Linked DNA regions of Homo sapiens: region 2 is linked to region 1. The links are chromatin loops, found by intact Hi-C in ENCODE. Cell type or tissue: endothelial cell of umbilical vein. All regions are shown on one strand. Region 1 overlaps LCORL (ligand dependent nuclear receptor corepressor like). Region 2 has its middle 48 kb from the start of LCORL.

What was found. Peaks named below come from ENCODE experiments on the same cell type or tissue, not always from the same donor. Only the 100,000 strongest peaks of a DNase experiment are listed, where the experiment ranks them.
Region 2: it touches region 1 in a loop (24-fold over the local background); 1 of 110 quality-filtered maps calls a loop at or near these places.

What each region holds. Positions count from the first base shown.
Region 1 is chr4:17,873,068-17,877,067 of GRCh38, reverse strand. LCORL (ligand dependent nuclear receptor corepressor like) reads left to right here. Exons shown (of 8, transcript NM_001394446.1): 7 at 1-3,680. Among named protein-coding and RNA genes, the nearest start is that of NCAPG, 64 kb to the right of the region's middle. In endothelial cell of umbilical vein, no CTCF peak of the experiment used is centred here; no DNase peak of the experiment used is centred here.
Region 2 is chr4:18,067,833-18,071,832 of GRCh38, reverse strand. No RefSeq gene overlaps it. Among named protein-coding and RNA genes, the nearest start is that of LCORL, 48 kb to the right of the region's middle. In endothelial cell of umbilical vein, no CTCF peak of the experiment used is centred here; a DNase peak (open chromatin) is centred at 1,812.

The DNA.
Region 1 (4,000 bases):
TACAAGAAAAAAATACACCGAAAAAAGTTCAAGGAAATTGACACAAAACAATGAGATATCTTCATCAGACAAAGGAGAATTCTATCATGACCAAGGGCCTTCTTTACAAAATTCTAAAAGACTTCAAGGTAAAAATCATGCTGAAACATCATTTTCACCAAATTATGCATTACAGTCACTGCAACTACCTCTTCATAGTTCAGAAACTAACTTGTCTTTTAATGAATTTTCAGAAAGCTTTAAAACAACTTCCCCTGAGAAAATGAGCATAAGAAAGCCACAGGAGAAATCTGCAGATGGAAAACAATTTTTGCAAAATGATAGGAAAAATCCAAAGTTAGGTAATACTCAAACTCTTTTGAGAAATGATGTTTCTGGACTTTTGAGCAGAACTAAACGAAATATTGTGCCTCCAGGGTGGTATTCTGTATATGTAACAAATAATTATGTTTTTAAAAAATCCCCTAAAGCCAAAAAAGTATCCGAATCCACAACAAAAAACGATCCAGTGAAAAATATTCACATTGAAAGCTCACACAATATAGACCTAAACAAAATTGCAATGAATTCTAATTTACAAGTGGTTGTGAAGCGTTTGGAAGATACAATAAGTATAGCCAAAAAATCCTGGAATAATCAGCCATTATCAGAAGGATATAAAGCATCCAAGAAATTGATAGAAATTGATGGTAAAGACCAACATGCTGACAGAAATATGACTCTTACTCTAAATAGAATGACATGCAAAGAACAGAGCTTATCAAAATCTGTGGTAGCATCCGGCAATATTATCAATAGTCACTGCATGCCTACAGTGGATTTGAATAACAAAAGACTTGAAAATCTGAAAAAGTCATCTATTTTAGATATGGGTCGCTTGATTTCCAGTGTTGAAAATGTACCAGCAAAATATGAAGGTACTGAAAGTTCATCTGTTTCCAACTATTCTAGTCCTATCAAACTCATGTTTTTATCTGAGGTTAAAAGTAGTGAAGGGGTCAAATATACTTTAACTTCAGTTGGCACTTCCCATTCAAATGTTGTTCTCCCTTCTGAAAAACCTACAACCCATCACGTAACTGAAGAAAAAACAGAAACAAATGAGGATATCTCAAATGCGAACTCTGAAAATTATCACTCCAGTCATTATGATACTGATACTTTTCAAAGAGAACTAAACAAATTCAGTCATGCAAAAGAAACTGCAGGATCCTCTACAATGTTTATAGGTGATATAAATAGTGATAAGCCACAAGAAGAACCTAAGGACAATTCAAGCAGTGCTACTGATCCATCTTTTAAAAGAAAACCAGGTAGACCAAAAAAAATAGGTCCCCAAGTTGTGAAACAGATTAAGCGACCAATTGGAAGACCACCAAAGCCTAAAATTGATCAAACAAACATCACTGTTTGCCAGAATGAGCCCTTTAGTGCTGGAAGGAAAAGCCCAGAATGTCTCATATCAGAAGTAAAAGAAGGTATTTATAAAAAGAGTATTACAGTAACTGTTATTTACGGAAGGTCAAGAAGAACTAAAAGGCATGTTTCTGAAGGAAGGGTAAACATAAGCAACCTTATGTCTTTAAACAATAATGCTGGTGATTTTCCAACTGAATATAATAGTCCCAGAAATATTAGTGAAGACAAAATTGACTTGGGTGAAAGAATAAGTGCTGTAGCAAGCTTGACTACTGAAAGTGAGATCTTGGGGTCTGGCTTTGAATATGTGAGACCCATCAAGAACAAATCTGTGATACCTCAGCCTTCCAAGAACATTATTCGACCAAATCAGAAGCCTTTGGCAATAAGTAGGAAGCCTGGTAGACCGGCAAAAGTGAAAATCTCTGGCATATCTGTGACTATTAATAGAACTTCACCTCAGGAAAGAGAAGTAAGTATTAGCAGCTGCTTGCCTCCTTTAGAACAGGATAATACGTCAGGAAAAAATCTGCCTGAAGAAAAGTATGACCAACAGTGCACTCAAATGGATAAAATAAGGCACACTGAAGCTGATATATTTAAAAATGGATCAAAACGTATGATTGCTACTGTACCTTTGAGACATTCTATTAGGGATAGAAAACCATCTCTGCATTTCTTACATTCATTAGCATCTTCTAGCTCACTTATTTATAGAAACGCTCTGCTCCATAAATCATATAAACTGCATTTGCAGAAAAATAAAAGTCAGAAGGAAAAACATAGGCACTCAAAGATGAAAATAGCTTACAAAGATACCCCAAGAAACAGACTTTCGCGGAATGCAAAAAAGTGTTTGGAAGATAATAAATTAGTACCTATTTCTGAAGTATCCTTGGATCCTATAATTTCATCAAACCCTTTGCTCAGGTGGTGGGCTACTTCTGCTTCAAATGATTCCTTATTAGAGGAATTAAACAATAGATTTGAGCAAATAACAAATGCTTGGGTGCAAGTAAGTGGAGATGAAGCTGAAAATTGTATTCATAAAAAAAGAGAACACATTGAAAATGATCATTTCAAAGTAGCAAGCCCTTTGGAAACTTGTCTTTTAGAACTTGAAGTTTCACCTGTAAAAATGCTTTTTCAGAAAAAGTATGATTTGAATGAACTCTGTACTTGGTTTATGCAAACAACAGAAACACAGTCTCTTTCACTAGTTAGAAAAGCAAATGCCCGAAACCCTTTGGAAGTAATAAATACCAGGGGAATCAAATTAGGGACCAAATATTCTGACTTTAATGCCAGCCCCTTCAGAAAGCACTTTAAAAAATTTGCACTCTCTTCTCCTTCAAAATCAGCAGAGAAATTGCATATACTGCATAAAGTGGCTAACTCTCCACTCTTAAATGTGAAAAGTAATTTAGCAATAGCTAGATTAAAAAGGACTGAGTTTAAGAGGTTGCATCATGAAAGGTGGAAAAGAGAGGGAAAGCTGCACAACCATGGAACAGTTGACTGGAACTCTAAAAGGAGAAACTTAAGATTTTTCTGCCAGAACCAATTTTTAAATAAGACTGAGGGAGAAACAAATGCTGACATCCCACTCCAAGGAAAAAGCATAGTAGATAATCAGTGTGTTTTGCCACCTGAGATCAGGGGTGACTTGCAGCAGAGGGTAGTAATGCCTGACTTCAAAATACATGCTAGTTTTGAGAATAAATTTAAGTCAGAAGCAAAAGAGAATGGAACAAATTGCAGCCAAAAAGACTTTCAAAAGGGACCAAGACTAGAAAATGTATGTCCTAATAGTTGGAGGTCAAAAACCTTAAAAGACTGTAGAATATTTTTGAGGAAGCTCAACTGTCTTGAACACAGAAATACTTTTAAGCTAAATACAATCATTTACTCTCCTGAATCTACTGACAGTGGAAATACTCATCAGACTCATATGGAAGAATCAAAGCGCTTTACTTTAAGATCTCATTCTGCTAGGCAAAATTCTTTTAAAAAGCAATCTAAAGAAATAGAAAATGCTAACACAAATAATCCTTCAGCTGATGAATTTGCTGACCATCTTGGCAATAGTAAATTAAGCAAATGTGTTAACTTTGACAAGAATCCTGATAGTTTTGAAGTTCTTAGCAATTTGAACAAAAGAAAAAGACCACCATGGAAGATCACAGAAATGTCAACAAAAAGACATAAACGACAGTCTTGCAACAGTGGACAAATGGCAAACTATTTTTCCAAATCCCTAGGTAAGTTCTTCTCTACTTAATTTTAAAGTTTCATTGTAGGTGCCTTGAGTAAAGTATAACAGGTAGAAAAGGAACAGCTGATGCAGTTTTAATTAGTTTCCAAAATATTTGGACAACCTAATTTCTTGGCACCTAGTATGAAACTCGTGAAATTAGGTGCTGCTAAATGTACCAGTGCGCTTCCCCACCTCTTAATATGTCCAGGATTTCACACAAATAAAAATATATATAGTAGAGACATAGAAATCATCTTTAAAATATATTATTTTAATAATGTAGATGTTATCTCCTTTTGCATTTGGTAGATCTAATAAAAGCAG
Region 2 (4,000 bases), 190 kb before region 1:
TAATGTCTCTACATTTTGGGACATATTATGTCTGGCCCACACTTAAGGAATGAAGGATTATGCTCCTCCCCTTTAGGATGGAGAATCTACATGATTTATTTGAAATTCTTCTGCATGGGAGATTTGTCTCTTCTCTACCTTTTTTTAAGTTATTCAACAATGTATGTATATCAGTGTGGACTCGTGGATATTTATTTTGTACATTGAGCTATAATCCAGTACTATTTTATTTATCTTGTTGCTCAAATTTTTCCCACTTTGGCCATTGGCAGCTCTCTCAATTGGCTCCTGTGCCCCTTTGACATGCACATCAATGCGGGTTTTTTTGTTTTGTTTTGTTTTTCAGAATTTCCTTACTTCCTGACACTGTAAAACGTCACAGGCTCATTATGTATTATTCCTTGCCCTAATCCTAGTATCAGCCATTTCTCCAATTGTACTGTATTTTCATCTTTACTATCAATTTTAGTTCTTTCAACAGTTATCTGTTCAATAAATAGTCATGAGGTTCCTCTTTCCTTTCACTTCCAACAAAGAAGATATGAGAGGCAGACACAACGAAATAGGCTCAAAAGCTGTAGATTCCTATGGGAGAACGAAGCAGACTTGCATCTCCTTTTCTATGCTTGTTCCCCGCAAGTAAGACACACTCTCAGGCTGTCAAAGGGGAAATCCATCTGCAAGAGGAAGTCACTACATGGAATGCCTCAGAGCATCGCTAGAGAGTCCTTTGCCTCCAAAAGACCCTCTGCTTTCTCCTTCCTGCAGGAAAGTGTTCTTGCATCTCATCTTGCAAAGAGACGACAAGCATCCAGCACATCTATGTGCTCCAGAGATGGTCCAAACTCTGGTGTCAACAAAAAGGATAAAAGGAGCCCAGGGAAAGTCTTTAATGAAGACAGAAATATCCACAAGCCCTTCAACTCAGATGCCCTTATGAGAGTTGCCACAGTGTGTTAAGTGGCCTGTGGATCTTTCCATGAAGCAGCCTCAAGTAGGAGGAACTGAGTGCCATTTCTTAAGGGCACTGGAAGTATGTTGGTAGCATCACAACATACTGGGAAGGAGACCCAGCAAATCATGTGGTCCTGAAGGTGCCAATGAATGCATGGAGGGAAGGAGCTAGAACAGCTGACTGGAGTTTCCCTCTGATGGTACTCAGGCTGCTTCCTTCAGAAAACCTTCTCTGGTCCATGGGCTGGCCTGAGCTGGGCATCTGTGAGCACCTAAGGCTGCAAACTCTCATTCACTTATTATCCAATGTTTTATTCTGCCCCTGTTATAAGCCAAGCACTAAGCTAGGTGCTAGGGATAGAAAGATGAATTTATCCTCTGAGGTCTTAAACTCACAAAACAGGAATCACAAAGGTATCAACATGAAGTTATAATACTTGTGCTGTGATAGGTGACAAGATGCAAGAGAGAATAAGAATACCTAGAGAAGGGAAGATTGTGTAGATGAGGAAGCATCTAAGCAGAGTCTTAAAGGATGACAATTAACCCTTCAATTCCTTTGATGTTTCCACTCTTCCGCCTTTCTACATATTTTCTATTACGATACTATATTCTTCCCTCCGTTTACTCAGCTACTTTCTTTCTTTTTGTCTCCTTTTATAGTCACTTTTTTTATTTGCTCTCTGTATCAATCAGGGTTCCACCAGAGAAATAGAGCTAGTAGGATTTGTGTGTCTATGTATATGTACACGTGTGTGTGTGTATGTGTGTGTGTGTGTTGTATGGAGAAAGAAAGTCAGAGACAGAGAGAGATTTATTGCAAGGAAATGGCTAACACAATTTCACACAATGACCTGGCTAGGCAAATCTGAAATCTGTAGGGCAGGATGTCAGGAAGCACAGGCTGGAAACTCTCCTGCGGAAGCTGATGCTGCAGTCCACGGGCGGAGTTTCTTCTTTGTCAGGGAAACCTGGGTTCTGTTTTTAAGGCCTTTTAATTTATTGGATCAGGCTCACCCCAATTATTTGGAACAGTTTCCCCTTAGATTCAACTGATGGTAGATGTTAATCCCATCTATAAAATACATTCACAGCAACATCTAGATGAGTGTTGGGTTGAGTAATTAGAGACTATAGTGGAAATACAATAAAAGAAGGTGAAGCAGAGAAAAGAATAAGTACTCTAGCCTGGGGATCAGGAAGGTTTCACAGTGGAATCTCACATGAGCTGGACTTCAGAACATCAGTGGTACTTTCCTGAGAACAAAAGCAGAGTTGGGCATGGCAAGCCTAAGGAATAGCATATATGAAGAGGCACAAGCACAATGTCCCTAGAGTCCAGGGTGAAAGGAGCATAGGAGTGTGTGGCAGGGAAGAGAGGTGGAGGGAGGTAGGGGAGGTGGAGATGTGAGAGGGTGGTAAGATGTAAAGCCATCTTCTGAAAGCCGATATGGCATGCTCCCAAGTTTGGCCTTTATCCTGAAGGCAGTGAGAGGCAGACTTCCAACTTTGCTTTTGGCCATAGGGCAATTGTACTGTAAATTGATAAAGCAGCATTTGTATTTACTGTTTACAAGCCAGACATAGCAAATGCACACATCCCCGTGGAAATGTTGCTCGCCAGGATCATCAATAATCATGGCAGAGTAGGAACAGGGAGATTACACATACCAAAAACAAGTCAACCATAGCACACAACCCAGCCCATCACCTTACATCACCACATGGCTGAACTTACAGAGACTTTGGGAGGAAAGAAAACCTTCTTAGCTAAAACAAAGGAATATAATCCCCCAAATACTTCTCTCCTCTCTCTTTCACACATGCCAGTTCTGCACCATTTCACACAACTGACAATTCCCTCATCCTTCCAGTACTTGTTTCTCTTGGCTTCTGGGACATCCCATTCTTCTGGTTGTCTTCCTGCTTTGCAGAGTGAGCCTTCTCAGCCTCCTTTGCTGGTTCTTCTTAATGTTGGAGCCCGAGGTCTCAATCTTTGGACCTCTTCCCCATCTTCACTCATTCCTTAAGTGATTTCATCCAAACTTATTACATTAAACACTATCTATGTGCTTTCCCAAATTTATATCTCCAACTCAGACCTCTCCTCTCGATTACAGACTCTATATCCTATTGCCTGCTCAGTATTTCTCCTCAAGATGTCAGGCATCTCAAATGTAAGATGAATTAGAAACAAACAGTTGCTCTTTTGAGACAAGCCTGTTCAGTACACATAAATCATATGAATCATTTTAAAGCATAAATCACAACACTTCAGTCCTCTGCTCAAAACTGTCTAATAGCTTCTCATTTCATTCAGAGTAAAAGCCAAAGCCCTTACGATGTCCTACAAAGCTCTGTCTTATTTCCTTCCCTTTACCTGCCTGAAATTGATCTGACACTCTCCATCTTGATCATTCCACTCCACCCACAATAGCTTCCTTGCTTGTCCTCAAATACATCAGGCACCCATGAGCTTCAGGGCCTTTGCACCTGCTGTGCTCTCTGCTAAGGATGCTCATTCCCCAGGTTATCTCATCTCACTTTCTCATTGACATCATCTTTAACCACCTTATTTAAAATATTACACCAATGCTACCAATGCCCTTTCCAAAACACCCTGTCTTCCTCCTGCTTTATTTTCTCCATAGCACTCATCATTATCTAACATGTTCTATTTTTTTCCTTATTAATTTATTGTTTTTCTGTCTCTCCTGCCACCTCCTCTAGAATGTAACAAGCCATGAGTATTTTTTTCTGTTTTGTTCACTGCTGTATTCCTAGTGCATAAAACAGAACCTGACACATAGTTCTCATTAAATATTTTTTTAACTAATGAATCAATCTAGGAAGAAAGCCCAGGAGTTAAGAGTTTGAGAACCCTAGGTTTGAACCCAGGCTTCATGAGTTATGTTCTTTGTAACATTGGGCATATAATTAATCTTCTTCAGCCTGAGCTGCCTCATCTAAAAAGTGAGGATAGTAATATCTGTTTCATATGTATGTAGCAAAGATTAATTAGTTTTATGTATAAAAATACAATAGA